Linked DNA regions of Mus musculus: region 1 is linked to region 2. Evidence: chromatin contacts called from ENCODE Hi-C or POLR2A ChIA-PET data. All regions are on one chromosome and are shown on one strand. Each heading gives the region's core, a stretch centred on a gene start or an enhancer-like site at or near the end of the contact. The rest is flanking DNA. Distances are from core to core; before and after follow the strand shown. Region 1 overlaps Chst11 (carbohydrate sulfotransferase 11). Region 2 overlaps Chst11 (carbohydrate sulfotransferase 11).

Region 1 (6,350 bases), core at 1,304-3,803, 45 kb after region 2:
ATTTTTTTTTTCACCCCCTCTCTGGGGCAATGGTTTGGTTTTATTTAGAAGCAATTGTTTTGTTTTTGTTTTTTCACTTAATATTAGTAAAATAATAGAGTTGTGAGGTAAACAGACCTATCTGGCAAACTAAAGAATTAAAACATTTCTGCCCTGAATTCAGTTTCTCGGCTTAGAAGGTTGCTTTTATGAGGGGGGGAGGGGGAGGTGGGAGAAGGCACACCCAGGACGCACCCTCTTAGGTTGGTGCTCTTTGGTGACATTATGAGAGTCCTAAAGAAGAAACTGACCTTGAAGCAGACTCTGGTTTCCTAGCTAGGCTCTCGATCAGCTTTGGTGTCCCCTAAAAGCAAGAACATGTTTCTAAGACTCCTTCTCCATGTTGCTGAGACATTTACTGTCTACAGTTCCTACACAGTTGTTCTGTTGAGTGAGTGACTCTTCTACCTGATCCTGTCACACAGGCTCATCCAGCTGGTGTAGGGGGTGTGTGTGTGTGTGACTCCATTGAATGAGTGGACAGTCACATCCCCTCATGTTTCCCCCTAGGAAGGAAGGGATGAGGTTCATGTTATCCCAGGTTAGCCCCATATACTTCTGGTATGAATGATGTATTGATGCCACCCACTTCCCCTCTAGCAGACTAAAACTGTGAGATGAGTCTGGGGCTAGCTTCATAGTTCACCGTGCAGTGGGTCCTCCCGGATTTGTAATTTGCACACCCAATAAGGTCCAGGGATCCTCAGACATCTGAGCTATGTCTCAGACCGACTCCTTTGAGCTGCATCCCACAAGCATCGTGGAAGGGTGTGAGCCTCAGGAACATAAACCCCATCTGGACTGCAGGCTCCACTCTCATGGGCAGGGCTGCTAGGTGTCTACTGGCGTTAAATCTAGATGTGTGTGGCAGGCAGACAGGAGGGCTGGCGGGGTCGGAAAGCACAGGGCTTTCTGTGTTTGTGATGACATTCTGTGAACCAGAGAAAACCTCAGAGCTATAAACCAGTCTATTATTTCCCGAACGGTATCCTGCACTCATTGATGGCGTTAATGAGAATTCAACTCATACACGTATGTATCCATGGGCATATGTAAGAGGCCATAGCTTTGGATTCCATGTTAATAACAAGCAGGCGCATTCTGGAGTCAAGCACACAGAGGGATTGTGAAGGACAGTGCTTTTTATTATATTACATTAGTTTTCCTTTATGACATTTGGTAGGTCAACCCCATGGCAGCAGGTCAGCTGAGTTATGGAGGAAATGAACCTGAAAAGTGGAAGAGAGGCTGTAACGCGATAAAGCTTATCAATTCAATTTATTTCTCCTATGCTAAATGCAGTCAGCAAGGCCGGATATCTCGATGCCTGGCAGAGATGCGCGGGAGGAGATAGGTCTCAATGGCAAAGCTTCCGAAAGGCTCAGTGGGTAAAGGCACTTGCTGCCGAGCCTGGTGATCTGAGCTCAGTTTACAGGACTCACATGGTGGAAGACACGCACACACACACGCGCACACACACGCGCGCACACACACGTGTGCACACACGCGCACACACACGTGCACACACACATGCACACACGTGCACACACGTGCACACACGCGCGCGCACACACACTAGCGCACCCACACACACAAGTGCACACACACACACACGTGCACACACACACACACACGTGCACACACACACACACGTACACACACACATACACACACACACGCGCGCATACACGCGCACACACACATGCACACACAGACACGTGCACACACACACGTGCACACACACATGCACACACACGCGCACACACGCGTGCACACACACATACACACACACACACAATGGGTAGATGTTAAGCAATAAAAAAAGGTTTAGTGTTGATGCTTGGGAGCCCGAAAATCTTCTCACACTTTGGGAGAAGGTTTAGTATAAGTTTAGTGTTTGCGTTCATAAACCCAGCAAGCCAGCTTCTCAGCCCAGTGTTCACTCTGGAAAGACTTCCGACCCATTCATTGTGTGGCTCAAGGGACCAGTCAGAGCAGCCTCACAGCTGTAAGATGCTGTAAGAATCCCTCCCCTGCTGGAGAGCACCCACGTCACGTCACGACTCCTCCAGTTCACCCACAGCCGCCTGTGGATGTGGCTCTCATTCTTCAGATCGTGACAGGGCTGCACTCGGCGCTGTTCCTCACATCTTCTCACTCCTCGGCCTTGCTTCCCTCCTCTGCAAAGTGCAGAGACCGACAACAGCCTCCACAGGATTTTAAGATCATTTATAAAAATCCTCTTTCTAGAGCCAGCCAGCCAGCCAGTATGTGATGGTTGTTATGGTGATGTTTAAGTCCCACCCCTCCTGCTGATTGACGGTCCTTTGTAAGCCCTCCTGTCTGGTAGACCTGTGTTCTTCCACAGCCCTCTCTGTATGTGGCTATGTGGCAGTAGCATCCTTATCTCAGCTTGTGTCCCGAGCTCAGATTGTGCCCAGCAGTCCTAAGAATGTTAGCTTCATGGGAGAGTGTTCTAGGAACCTACAGAAGATCCCTTCAGTGTCAGGTTTGTGCACGCCCACTACCATTCACATGCACTCTGAGTTGCACACACGTGTGTGAGGAGCAAAACCTGGCCGCCAAGCAAATGCTGGCTAATAGTTTCCACAGTGTTTCACCTTGGAATGAAATAGAAAAAGAACCCAGGTAACAGGCTTCATTGTCCATTAACTTGGGACCAGGATGGAGGTATAAGTTGCAGAAGAAGTAAGACAACCAGTCCCGCTGCACTGGGAGCTCTTGGTGCAAAGAGGCAGGAGGTTTTCCTACTGCCAACCAGGTCTGCTCTGAGATGCCTATGTGTGGCTGTCCATTCCCTGGAGAGTAGTCACCAAGGTGAGCTCTCAGGTCCCATGACTTAGGTTTGTAGCAGCTCTGCCACCTTTTAGAATATTCTGTGACCTCATTAGAGACTGGAGATAGACTTAAGCCTCAGTGAGCCCTCCAGTGTTGCTTATGCAACAGAATTTTAAATTTGTTAACATTTATTACTTTCTCGGGGGTCAGGGATAGAGCCTGTGTGGAGGTCAGAGGACAACTCGAAGGAGATTGCAGAGCTGAGCTGTTGGGACTTTTTTATTATTAGAAAATTTAAATTTTTTAAATTTATGATTGTGTGTACATATGTGCATATGATGTGTGGTATGCAGGTTCACATATGTGTGGAGGTAGGAGGTTAACTTGTGGAGTTAGCTCTCTCCTGATTTTCTATGGGCTCTGGAGTTTGCCCTCAGTTCACTGGTCTCTTCACCAGCTTAGCTGTCTTGTCTGTTTCTGGGCAGCGGAGTTTTGCAAGCAAGAAGTTATCTGTGTGTTTCTTGAGTCTCTGATGTCCCATTTGTCAGGCTGTCTGTCCCTGTATGAGAGTCCCAGCTTGGGAGCACCGTGGCTGTGCATGTATGTCTGGCTCTGCGCCTGTCTGCTATGTGAACCCGGGCAAGTTACATCACTCTCTTTTGCATCTGCAAAGCAAGGTTATCAATGCTAGCGCCCCTCCTCCGGGGAAACTTCAGTGAGGTGAGGTGTGGACCGCACCAGCACCAACGTGGTGTTTAGTGATTCCAAGTGCAACAGCCATGATAAAAGCCAGGCGGTGTGGATAATCAACTACACACAGCAAGATGGGGATGGTAAGACCATGCTGTTAAAAGAGAGCTTGCCTCCTTATGGGAAGGTGTCTGTACCATCCGATGGGTTATAGGGCACTCCACTCAAAGATGAAGTTTCTTGTAGTGGCAGAGGCAGAAGGCAAAGGCAAGCAGGGTGGTGTCACTCCCTGAGACTATCCACCATGATGGCATAGCACACAGTAGGGCATCAGCTCAGAGGCTCTAGGTATCTCGTCAGGGCTTTTAGCAGTTATTTAAATCCGAGACTGAAGATCATGAATGAAGTCAGTCAATAAAGTCTACAGTTGGGTTAGCTTATGCTTTCAAGATTTTGTTTCTTTTTCTTTTGACAGGCTCTCACTCTGTAGCCTGCAGCGCACCCTGTAGCCCAGGCTAGCCTCAGACTCTACAGCCTCACTTGTACTAGCACTAGTAGTGGCATTAGGGGAGAGCTGTAGGTTTTGTTTTGTTTTGTTTGTTTGTTTGTTTTTTTGGGGGTGTTTTGTTTTGTTTGCAGAGAGAATGTATGTAAGTGAGGGTGTGCGTGCATATGAGTTGGAGACCCCAGGCTTCGGGTCTCACTTTTCTGTCCTTGTTATCCCTCAGCCTGGGTTGAGTTTCACTCACATTTATGCCTCAGCAAAATCAAATCAATTGACCATGTATCAAAGACCACAGCGAACAGTTGCCAGTGGTAAAAAACCACAGTGTTAATAGATCCGGGAATAGCTCAGCGCCAACCGCTCTAATTACAAAGCTCATGAGAAATGGAGGCTTCAGATGGCTTTGGTGAGCCAAAGAGTGAGAAGATGCCCTGATGTGGTTCACACATGTCTTCTCCTGAGAACACTGTGTGCACGTGAGTATGTGTGTGTGCAAGTGCTCTTATGAGTGTGCCTCTGTGTGTTTTCCTATGAAGGAGTCTATTGGGAAATGAGCTTTCTATCTAAGATATGACTTCCTGAGTTAATATTGAAGTCAGGTCAGAAAAAAAATGCTGTTTTTCAATAGACTCTGAAATGTTTAAATCACAAAAGCAAAAGGCCAGAACTTGTAGATAACTTTTAGCCCAGATTTCCTGAAATATCCAGATGCATGTGACACTTAGACTTTTATGCCAGAGAATATTTTCAAAATAGGAAAATTCTCTAGGCCCAGAGACAGGATTCAGAGGCCCTTTAAAGACACATGCAGAGTATGCATGCTTGCAGGCACACAATTTTAACAAGCGTGTGTTGGATGGCCTTGCTCCTGCTGTCCTTCTGTGCTGATAAACAGGCCGTCTTTGACTTTGCCCTGGAGATATGAAATTCTTGAGGTGACCCACATGCAACTGTGTCAACATCATGTATCCGTCTGTCTTGACAACATCCCTCTCTCTCTCTCTCTCTCTCTCTCTCTCTCTCTCTCTCTGTGTGTGTGTGTGTGTGTGTGTGTGTGTGTGTGTGTGTGTGCTTCTAAGAGGCTACAAGACCCTCTCCTTGAGTTGCTATGGGCCTGGGCATTTGGTTCAATGGTAAGGCCTTTGTATAGTATGTACAAGGCCCTCAGTTTCACTCTCAATACAAGAAGGAGGAGGATGAAGAAGAGGAAGAGGAAGAAGGGGAAGGAGGAAGAAGAGGAAGGAGAGGAGGAGAAGGAGGAAGGAGAAGAAGAAGAGGAGGAGGAAGAAGAAGAAACCACCACCAATAACCATCTGGATTGTGTTCCGATTGTCCTATAATCTGAGTGGTTTCCTTGGCAACAGTGGCGTTCTACCGTAGTCTCCTATCCTCCTTACCCGATGTGCATACAACATTCTCTAATTTTTAAAAATTCAAATGGACTTTTAGCCATCACCTCTTGCTGTATTCACGCAGGCCCTAGATAGTCTGTGCAGGATGCAGTGATCTGAATTCTGGCACCACATCCGTCCTCTTCACTCATCTCACGGGGGAACTGGGAAGGTAGCAGAGAGAGGGACCCTGAGCATCCTGCTACTTGTGGGCAGTTGGTCTGAAGGGAGAAGCATGCCCTAGGGGTGCACCATCAGACAGCTGCTGGGAGATGCTGAGTGGTCTTTGTTTGGGTGATGCCACTCAATTATGATCTACCAACTTTCAAGACCATTTTTTTTTTCAACATTTTAGGTGTCTAGGACCAAGTTGAGATTGACAGCTAACTTCATGTTTCCTTGAGAAAAGTCTAGGGTGCTGCTAAATACCGGTGCTGTCCATGGAAAATGCTGACATTAAGAACACGTGACGTGGGCTGGAGAGTTGATCTAGGAGTTATGGGCATTGGCTGCTCTTCCAGAAGACCTGGGTTTGAGCATCCACATGGCAGCTCACTACCATCTGTAACTTGAGTTTCAAGGGGACCTGGAGGTGATTTACATACACCCATATTGAAGCAGCATTTACTCACGTGACAAGCTCCGAGTGCCATCCCCAGCACCCCATAAAACTAGTGTGGATATCTGTAATCCCAGGATTCAGCAGTAGAGGCAAGAGGATCAGTTCAGAGTCATCTTTTAGCTACATAGAATGTAAAAGGCCAGGCTGGGATACATGGGGCCCTGTTTCAGACACAGATACAACCAAAAAGAATGGCTGACACTTTGGGCAACATGGGTAACCCTTGAGGATGTCATGCTAAGTGAAAGAAGCCAGACAACACAGGAAAGTGCTGCACGTCCAGATCCACAGACATACACACAAA
Region 2 (7,312 bases), core at 4,363-6,862:
CATGGTGAAAATCTCTCTCCTGCTCCTGTGTCTCTTAGCCTGCCTGTGGGGACCAGAAGTCCCGTCTTTTTCCTTCTGCCCAGTAATTGACCCCTGGCATCTTTATTGATCAATCAAGAACCAATTGGAGAACAGGACCTTAGCATTAGAACCACTGCCTACATCATGCCATTCTCCCTACCATGATGGTCGTAGCCTCAAAACCCCGGGAATCATAAGCCCCCAAATTAAATGCTTTATATAGCTTTAAATGCTTTATGACAACGACAAGTAACTAAGCCATTTGACTACATAATGAATTCTAGGTCAGCTTGGGCTACGTGAGATCCTGTCGCACAAAAAGAAAAAGGAGTTATAATCTTTTCTATTTGTTATCACTGTCTTCAGAATTCCAGTGTGTCCTTGGCACTTGTCTGTCTGTTCAGTGTAGCCCCTTTCCAGTGCTCAGTCACCTCTGTGAGTAGTGGCTGCTGGACCCTGTTAGAGTAGCTGAAAAGATGGGGGAAATGTTCCTGGTGTTCCCCCCACCCCTTTTGTGAATTGATGTTCTCTCTTGGGTTTGAGCTCCATCCTTGGGGAGGTATTGAGTAAGAGAAGCTGGCTGGAGAACTATATGTGTGTGCCTAAGCCACTTGAGCCTGAAAGGTACCTAGTTAGTTCATTGGTGAACTAACTCTACTTAGTGCAAGCTTCTAGGTAGTTCATTGGTGAACTCCCGGGGCTTGCCTTGTTCAGGGATCCTAGCAAACTGCACCGTTCCAACCCATCTCTAGAAGAGGCAGCAAGACAGGGCACCCTTGGAGAGACTTATGTTTCCTTTATGATGCCCCAGCACAAAGCCTGGCCCCAGGAAGATGTGTTGTACCGAGATGGACAGAAATATGCACGATGGACTGGTTTAGGGGGCCAGACACGATGGGGTTATGGAGAACCAACGGAGAGAGCGAGAGAATAGTGTGGTTGATTTTGATTGTAGCATCAATCAACAAGGGAAGAATTTCCAGGCTCAGAGACTGAGAGAGAAGCAGTTGCGTCACTGGGCCTCGGAGGCTGGAGTATGGACAGGAGTGCTGGCTGTCACCTCATTATCTCTTGTTCTCAAGTTTAAATTCTGTTCTTGAGACTAGGAAGCTATAGAAGGTTTAGGGTTTTGTTTTCCAGAAGATGAAATTTAAGCTTAATTTAAACTCTCTTGTTTTAGCACAAAGCCAGAATTTAAAGGCCTACTTTCTCAAAGTGATCTTGGGGCCATTTTTGGAATCGTTTCTGTTATCATTTGGTGGGAGGGAAGGTTATTCACGAACGTTCAAAGTAAGAAGTAGCTTAAAAGCTCTCTTTGGCTGGATTCAAAACTCACTGTTTGCAAAAATTATAGGCCTGGGAGGTTAAGTTTCACTCTCTCAGTTGCTAATGGTGCCCCAGGTTCACTCTCAGAGGGCCTCTGGAGGAGTGGCAGGAGGGAGGGGGAGTGTGCCTCATCCCTAGAGAACTGTGCACTGTGCCCAGCTCTCAGTATATCTAGGCTCAGGTTGCAGCTATGGGCTGCCCGGGTAGGCATGGTACAGAATTGGGGCAAAGGCCTCCTCCCTCATTTGAGGTGCCCATGCACGGAGGGTCTGGTCTTCCTACCCCCGCTGTAGAGTACTGCCCTCTGTGTCTTCCTTCTCAGCTTCCTCTTTGACATAGCCACCTCACCACCACAGAAGGAAGCATCCCTAAGGATTCTTTTCTGATATGTGTGTGTGTGTTCTTGTATGTGCTGGTATGTGTGCACACTCACATGGAGACCCGTGGTTAGCAGTGGTTGTTCCTCAGGTACCACCCACTGTATTTTAAAAAGAGGGTCTCTAACTAATGGAGCTCATTGAGTAGGTTAGGTAGTGACCCCTGGGGGTCCACCTGTCTCTGCCTCCCCAGTGCTGAGATTATAAGCACACCACACCCAACTTGTGTGTGTGTGTGTGTGGGGGGGGCTCTAGGGATCAAACTGAGGTCTTCAGGTTTGCTTGTTAAATTCTTAACCAACTGAGTCATCTCCCTGGATCCCCAGAGACTTACTTTTTAAAAAGTAATACAACATGGGCTGGAGGGATGGCTCAGCAGTTAAGAGCACTGGCTGCTCTTCCAGAGGTCCTGCGTACAATTCCCAGCAACCACATGGTGGCTCACAACCATCTGTAGTGGGTTCTGATGCCCTCCTCTGGTGTGTCTGAAGACAGCAGCGGTGTACTCATGTATACTAAATATATATATATATATATATTTTTTTTTTAAAGTAATACAACATCATCACTGGTGGGCACCAGGTTTAGAAGGGGACTTGTTTGTGGACAGACAGAAACAGGGCTTTGAGTTTATACTTGAACTTGGGGCTTTGAAATCTGGAAGGTTTCATTAAGGGAATACTTACATTTGGAAGTATGGGACCGGAGGTTATTTTAAAGATGTAAGAAATAGATTTCGAAGTTCTTTAAGAGCTGAGATTCTATCTGGTGAAGAGCTCTAAGTGTAATTTTGTTGTTTGCAATCGGAAGTGCAGATTTGAAACCAGAAACCGAGCAGGTAATCTTGTAGTCACTTGGAACAAAACAGCTTTTGTTCAATGAGTGTGAGGCACCCTCCTAAAGACAGCTTGTGGGCTTAAAATCCTAGCTGAGGGGCCAGGGATGGAGCTTTGGGCTAGGATGCTTTCCCAGCATGCACAGGGCTTTGGGTTTGATCCTCAGCATTGCAAGAAGAGTCAGCAAGGGGCAGCAAGCAAGCTTTTAGCGGGATCCTCTCTGTCCACTTCACTCAGAGGGCAAGTAGGCTCTCCCCTGTCATACTTTGGAGGAAATTTTGTTTCCTGTGACTATAGAAACCACATTGAATTTTTAAAAATAAATATGGGCCCATCGGAAGGGCCTTCCTGCACAAGACGTGAAGGGTGTTGCCATTCATTGGAAGGTCAAGGAGTGAATGAGGAGTTGTGCCCAATACACAGAGTGTTGCCTCATCTATAAAACCTGGCAGGAAGGCAGGGCAGTTAGGCAGAAAGGGCAGTAGGGTAGGGTATTCAGGGAACCTGGGTTCTGGCCCAACTGCTGCCTTCTTATGAGCGATCCCGCACTGGTATTAACTGATAGACACAACAAAGCATTTTGGAGCTCATAGCTGAAGGCCAGAGGGGGAGGAAGAGAGGCTCCTGCAGTCTCTCACCACAGCAGCTCCTTGTTTTGTTTTGTTTTGTTTTGTTTTGTTTTTATGTTCTGGAGTTCTAAAGAAAAAAAAAAACCAGTTTTTCTTTTTCATAAGAATGCAGGTTTAGCTAAAAGCACTGTTTCCTACAATCAATGTAGGTAGATTCGAGATAGGTAGACTCTCCCTGCCTTCTTCCCGAAGCAGGTCTCACTTTGTTAGCACTTCTCAGCATACACACCCGTCTCTATGCGACCCAGTCATAATCACAGCAAATACTTGCCGTTCATGTCGTACCGAAAGACTGACACCAGCCCACCCCACCCAGCCAGCATGCAAGTGTTTCTCCACCAGACATTTATCAGGCAGGAGAGACCTGTCGCAATGAGAGTTGGTCCCTGCATGCAGAGAGCCTGCAATTAGCGAGTGACTACAGACCTGAGATTGGTAGCAGCAGTCCTCCATGATAAGGTTAAGGAATGAGAAGAAGGAGTTATTATTTTAGGACAGGTCAGAGAACACCTCAGAGGAAGGAAGGCTTGAGTGGACTCCCTCCTTCCGCTAACAGGATTTTATTGAATGATTTATACTGTGCCAGGGACCTCTTGAATGCAAAGTAAGCATCAAGAACAATGCATAGAAGACCTCTTGTCTTAATGGAGTCCATGGGCTTGGAGTAAAATTGATCTGATGGATTGGTAGCACCACCCTTGGTAGGCTCCTTGTCTACCGCCAACCCTCTTGTCTACTCGACAGCGCCTCAATAAAGCATTTGGTATGTGTGGGCACATTCAAGTGTGTGGTGTGTGCATGCGTGTGTGTGTGTGTGTGTGTGTGTGCACATGTATGTGCATGTGTGTGTGAGCACATGCTCAGATTTCTGATTATGAAATGAACTCAAATGTATAAAAGAGACTTTTGAAAGAGAATTCACTTCTAAAAATGTCATTTAAAAATAATTTTTTAAATTTTAATCACCTTGGTGTTTTGCCTGCATGTATATCTGCGTGAAGGTGTCAAGATCTTGGAGTTACAGACAGTTGTAAGCTGCCATACGGGTGCTGAGAATTGAACCCAGTATTATGGTATGTCTTGGTTTTACCACTAAGCACTGAAACTCAGTTCTCTTGGAAAATAGACTATCCTGTCACGTGGATGCATTTTAATGGAATTCTGCTTTCTCGTTGGACAGTTCTGAAAACAAGTTGTTTTTCTGTCTTTTGTTTTATGTGTATGGGTTTTGTGTTTGTTTTGTTTTTTCAAGACAGGGCTTCTCTGTGTACTTCTGGTGGTCCAGGAAGTCACTCCATAGGCCTTGAACTTGCAGAGATCCATCTGCCTCTGCCTAGAAGGTGCTGGATCAAAGGGGACTTAGAGTCACCACCGCCTGGCTCTAAAGACTTCTTTGAAAGATGTATTCAGACTCCGAGACACTGTAAACATCCCAAGGCTCCTGGTAGAAGGATCCAGTTGTTTTTTAGAATGCTGTGTACATTCATATTCCCATCAGAGCGTGTGACTGTGTCCTAGCTAGGATGATCCGGCTAGTGTCCAGGTCCGTCCACACAAGATAACAGGTCTCAGGAGGGTCCAGACTGGCTCTTCTGCTGCCGGCCGGCCACAGGCTTGTAGTAAATGTTGTTGACATGTGTTTGAATGACGGAGCCCAGGAGGGTTTATCAGACAGTTGAGGAGACAGTTGTCACCAGGGAGCACTTTTCCCACAGGCTTTGAAGGAAAGGGAAGCTCGGGTGTTGGTGACAAGCTTTGGTGACACGGCCACTTCTCTAGTTGTAGATTGTCCTCAGGGCTGAGATGGATGTGCTGGCTTACCCATCACCCTTTCATCTGTTCTAAGTTAGTCTTCCCAGTAGCTGCTGAAGTGTTCTGTCCTCATCCTTATCTTTACGTAGACTCAGTTAATGGCAGGTAACCCAGCTTATGAGTGATGGAAGCATACTGTACTGTGGCTACAGGTGCCCTGTTGAGAACGCTGTTCTGTGTACGGTTAGTGTCTGTGAGGAGCACTTCCTGTAATGGGGGGGAGAGCAGGGGGTGTCTGTCAGGGAGTGCTATCCTCCCAGGGTTCATACCTGAAGCCTGTCCCCAAGCAGACAGCATTAGGAGGTTGGATGTTGGGACGTAGACAACTGATGATGTGCACTTAGAGCCTCTGTACAGGGCAGTCCCATGACTGACGATTGCCTCTCAAGAGGACATCGTGAGACCCCGGGTGCCTCCACTGAGTCCTGTATCTTCCGTGATTCCATCTTGGACTTCCCAGCCTCCAGAGCCGAGCAGTGAATGTCAGGTTTTTTGCAAGCCACCCAAGGCAAGGCATCTTGTTAGCAGCCTACCAAGTGAGACAAGGAGCACGCCTCCGGTTGGCAGGCGGTTGGCGGGTGAGATGTTGTCTCAGCCGACCAAGATGATGATGTACCCGTGGTTCTCAGCTGTTGATGGAAGAAGCCCGGGTGTGGGGGCTGCTTCTGATGAGGGCCAGGCGCCTCTACAAGGCATGTGTCACTCTTAGAAGAGAGATGGTTATCAGTGCCCTGGCCTTGGATCCTTTCCCAGAAGCCCTGTGTTGATGATGAAGTCAGATCAGGGGAACAGACCTTCTAAAAGGGAAGTGTGGGTGGGAGGTAGGAGGAGAGGAGAAGAGAGAAACAAAACAAAATCCAACCCCCCCCCCCCCAGATGCGATAGGGCTTTCCCTGTGTGTGCTCTGTAGCTATGCCTACAAGGCAAGGCTTAACGTATTGTAACCTAATCAGCCTCTTGAACAATTACAAAACAAACTTTAAAAACAGACAGGATAAACATTTGATACATTTTGACTTTCAAGTTACTCCTTTGAAATTGTGAGAGGACTTCACTCCTGGGTGTTAAAGCAACACTCATGCACGCCACTCCAGGACCTCACCACAAGGTCACCCCTCTTGCCCACAGTCTCTGCCCACCCATACAGATACCCTTCAAGGACCCACAGGTCCTCTAGGCCCTTTAATGTCCCCAGCTCTGAGGTGCTCCCTCCAGCTCTCCTGGATCTTCTCTGCTGTGACACTGACTGTCCAGCAGCTGTGGTAGAAGCGACTGAGAGGAAATGAGAATGGGGCCAAAATAGCCAGTTATTAGGTTTCCTGTTGCAGAGGATGTGGTCGGTTGACTTTGGTTATCTGTGAGTCTGGCCCAGGGACTGGGCTCAGCTAGCAGTTAAACATGTGGGGGGAGCACAGGCTTGGCTCCTCTGACAGAAATTATCAGAGTCCTCAGGACCCCCCCCCCCAGGAAAGCCAGTGGGGTTCAGCCCTGCGCTACATATGATTTTACGTATGGCCAGGAGCAGTAGCAGCCACTTTCCAGAGCTTCGGGAGGCAGTAGCCCTTTGGTGCGGGCATGTGTGCGCATCTGTGTAAATGTGTGCATGTGCGCATGTTGACACATGGTTTGATATTTATTTATTTATTTACTTACTTACTTATTTACTTTGAGACAGGATCTCACACTCCAGTCCAGCTGGCCTCGAACTTGTAGCAATCCTCCCGCCCCTGCCTTCTGAGTGCTGGTACTAGAGGCACGAGGTGTGATACCCACCGTATGATCAGGTTCTTTGGTGAGTGGGGGCACATCCATGTCTATGCACACATGTGTTTGCATGTGGAGGGCAGGGGCTGATATCAGCTGTCTTGCTCAGTCACGGCACATCCACCTGACAGGCTGGCCAGTGAGCCCCAAGGATCCTCCTGGCTCTGCCTTCTCCGTGCCCGGGTGGTAGGCACACTGCACTATACCGCTTGTATGAGTGTTTATGTTTTTAAACATGGGTTCTGGGTGGGGGATGCAGCTCAGGTCTTTATGCTGGCTTGGCAAGCTCTTTATTGACTTCTGTCTCCCCAGCCGCATGGTTTGGTTCTTCACACCTAATGGGCAGGGCAGAGCCTGTTTCCAACCCCAGCTAAGCCTTGAAGAGCATGGCCGTGCTTCTATGTGTTCCATGGATCCCATGACACCTCTGGTGACGCTCCTTTCCATTTTCCCAGCCTCACCTACAGTGTGCCAGCTGGACAGTGTGATGCCGCCACCCTGCCAGAGCCACTGTCACCTCTCCCTTGGGGATTTATAGAACTGGAAG

What was found. Hi-C counts contacts between places; a loop is a spot of excess contacts on that map. ChIA-PET counts read pairs that join two places held with the same protein, here RNA polymerase II (POLR2A).
Region 1: a map of left cerebral cortex shows a loop between it and region 2 (8-fold over the local background). The contact joins two enhancer-like sites. A Hi-C loop is called at or near these places in 3 of 37 maps with a recorded cell type or tissue (adrenal gland, heart and left cerebral cortex). POLR2A ChIA-PET finds 5 or more read pairs at or near these places in 2 of 5 experiments (both embryonic stem cell).

What each region holds. Positions count from the first base shown.
Region 1 is chr10:83,047,228-83,053,577 of GRCm38, forward strand. All of the region lies in intron 1 of Chst11 (carbohydrate sulfotransferase 11), which reads left to right. Among named protein-coding and RNA genes, the nearest start is that of Chst11, 65 kb to the left of the region's middle. Within about 2 kb of position 2,554, at least 1 of the 3 ENCODE cell types and tissues checked has a DNase peak (open chromatin) inside an H3K27ac peak, as active enhancers do; it is left cerebral cortex, where a contact is called at or near this core.
Region 2 is chr10:82,998,884-83,006,195 of GRCm38, forward strand. The region is part of intron 1 of Chst11 (carbohydrate sulfotransferase 11); the gene reads left to right. Among named protein-coding and RNA genes, the nearest start is that of Chst11, 17 kb to the left of the region's middle. Within about 2 kb of position 5,613, at least 2 of the 3 ENCODE cell types and tissues checked have a DNase peak (open chromatin) inside an H3K27ac peak, as active enhancers do; they include left cerebral cortex, where a contact is called at or near this core.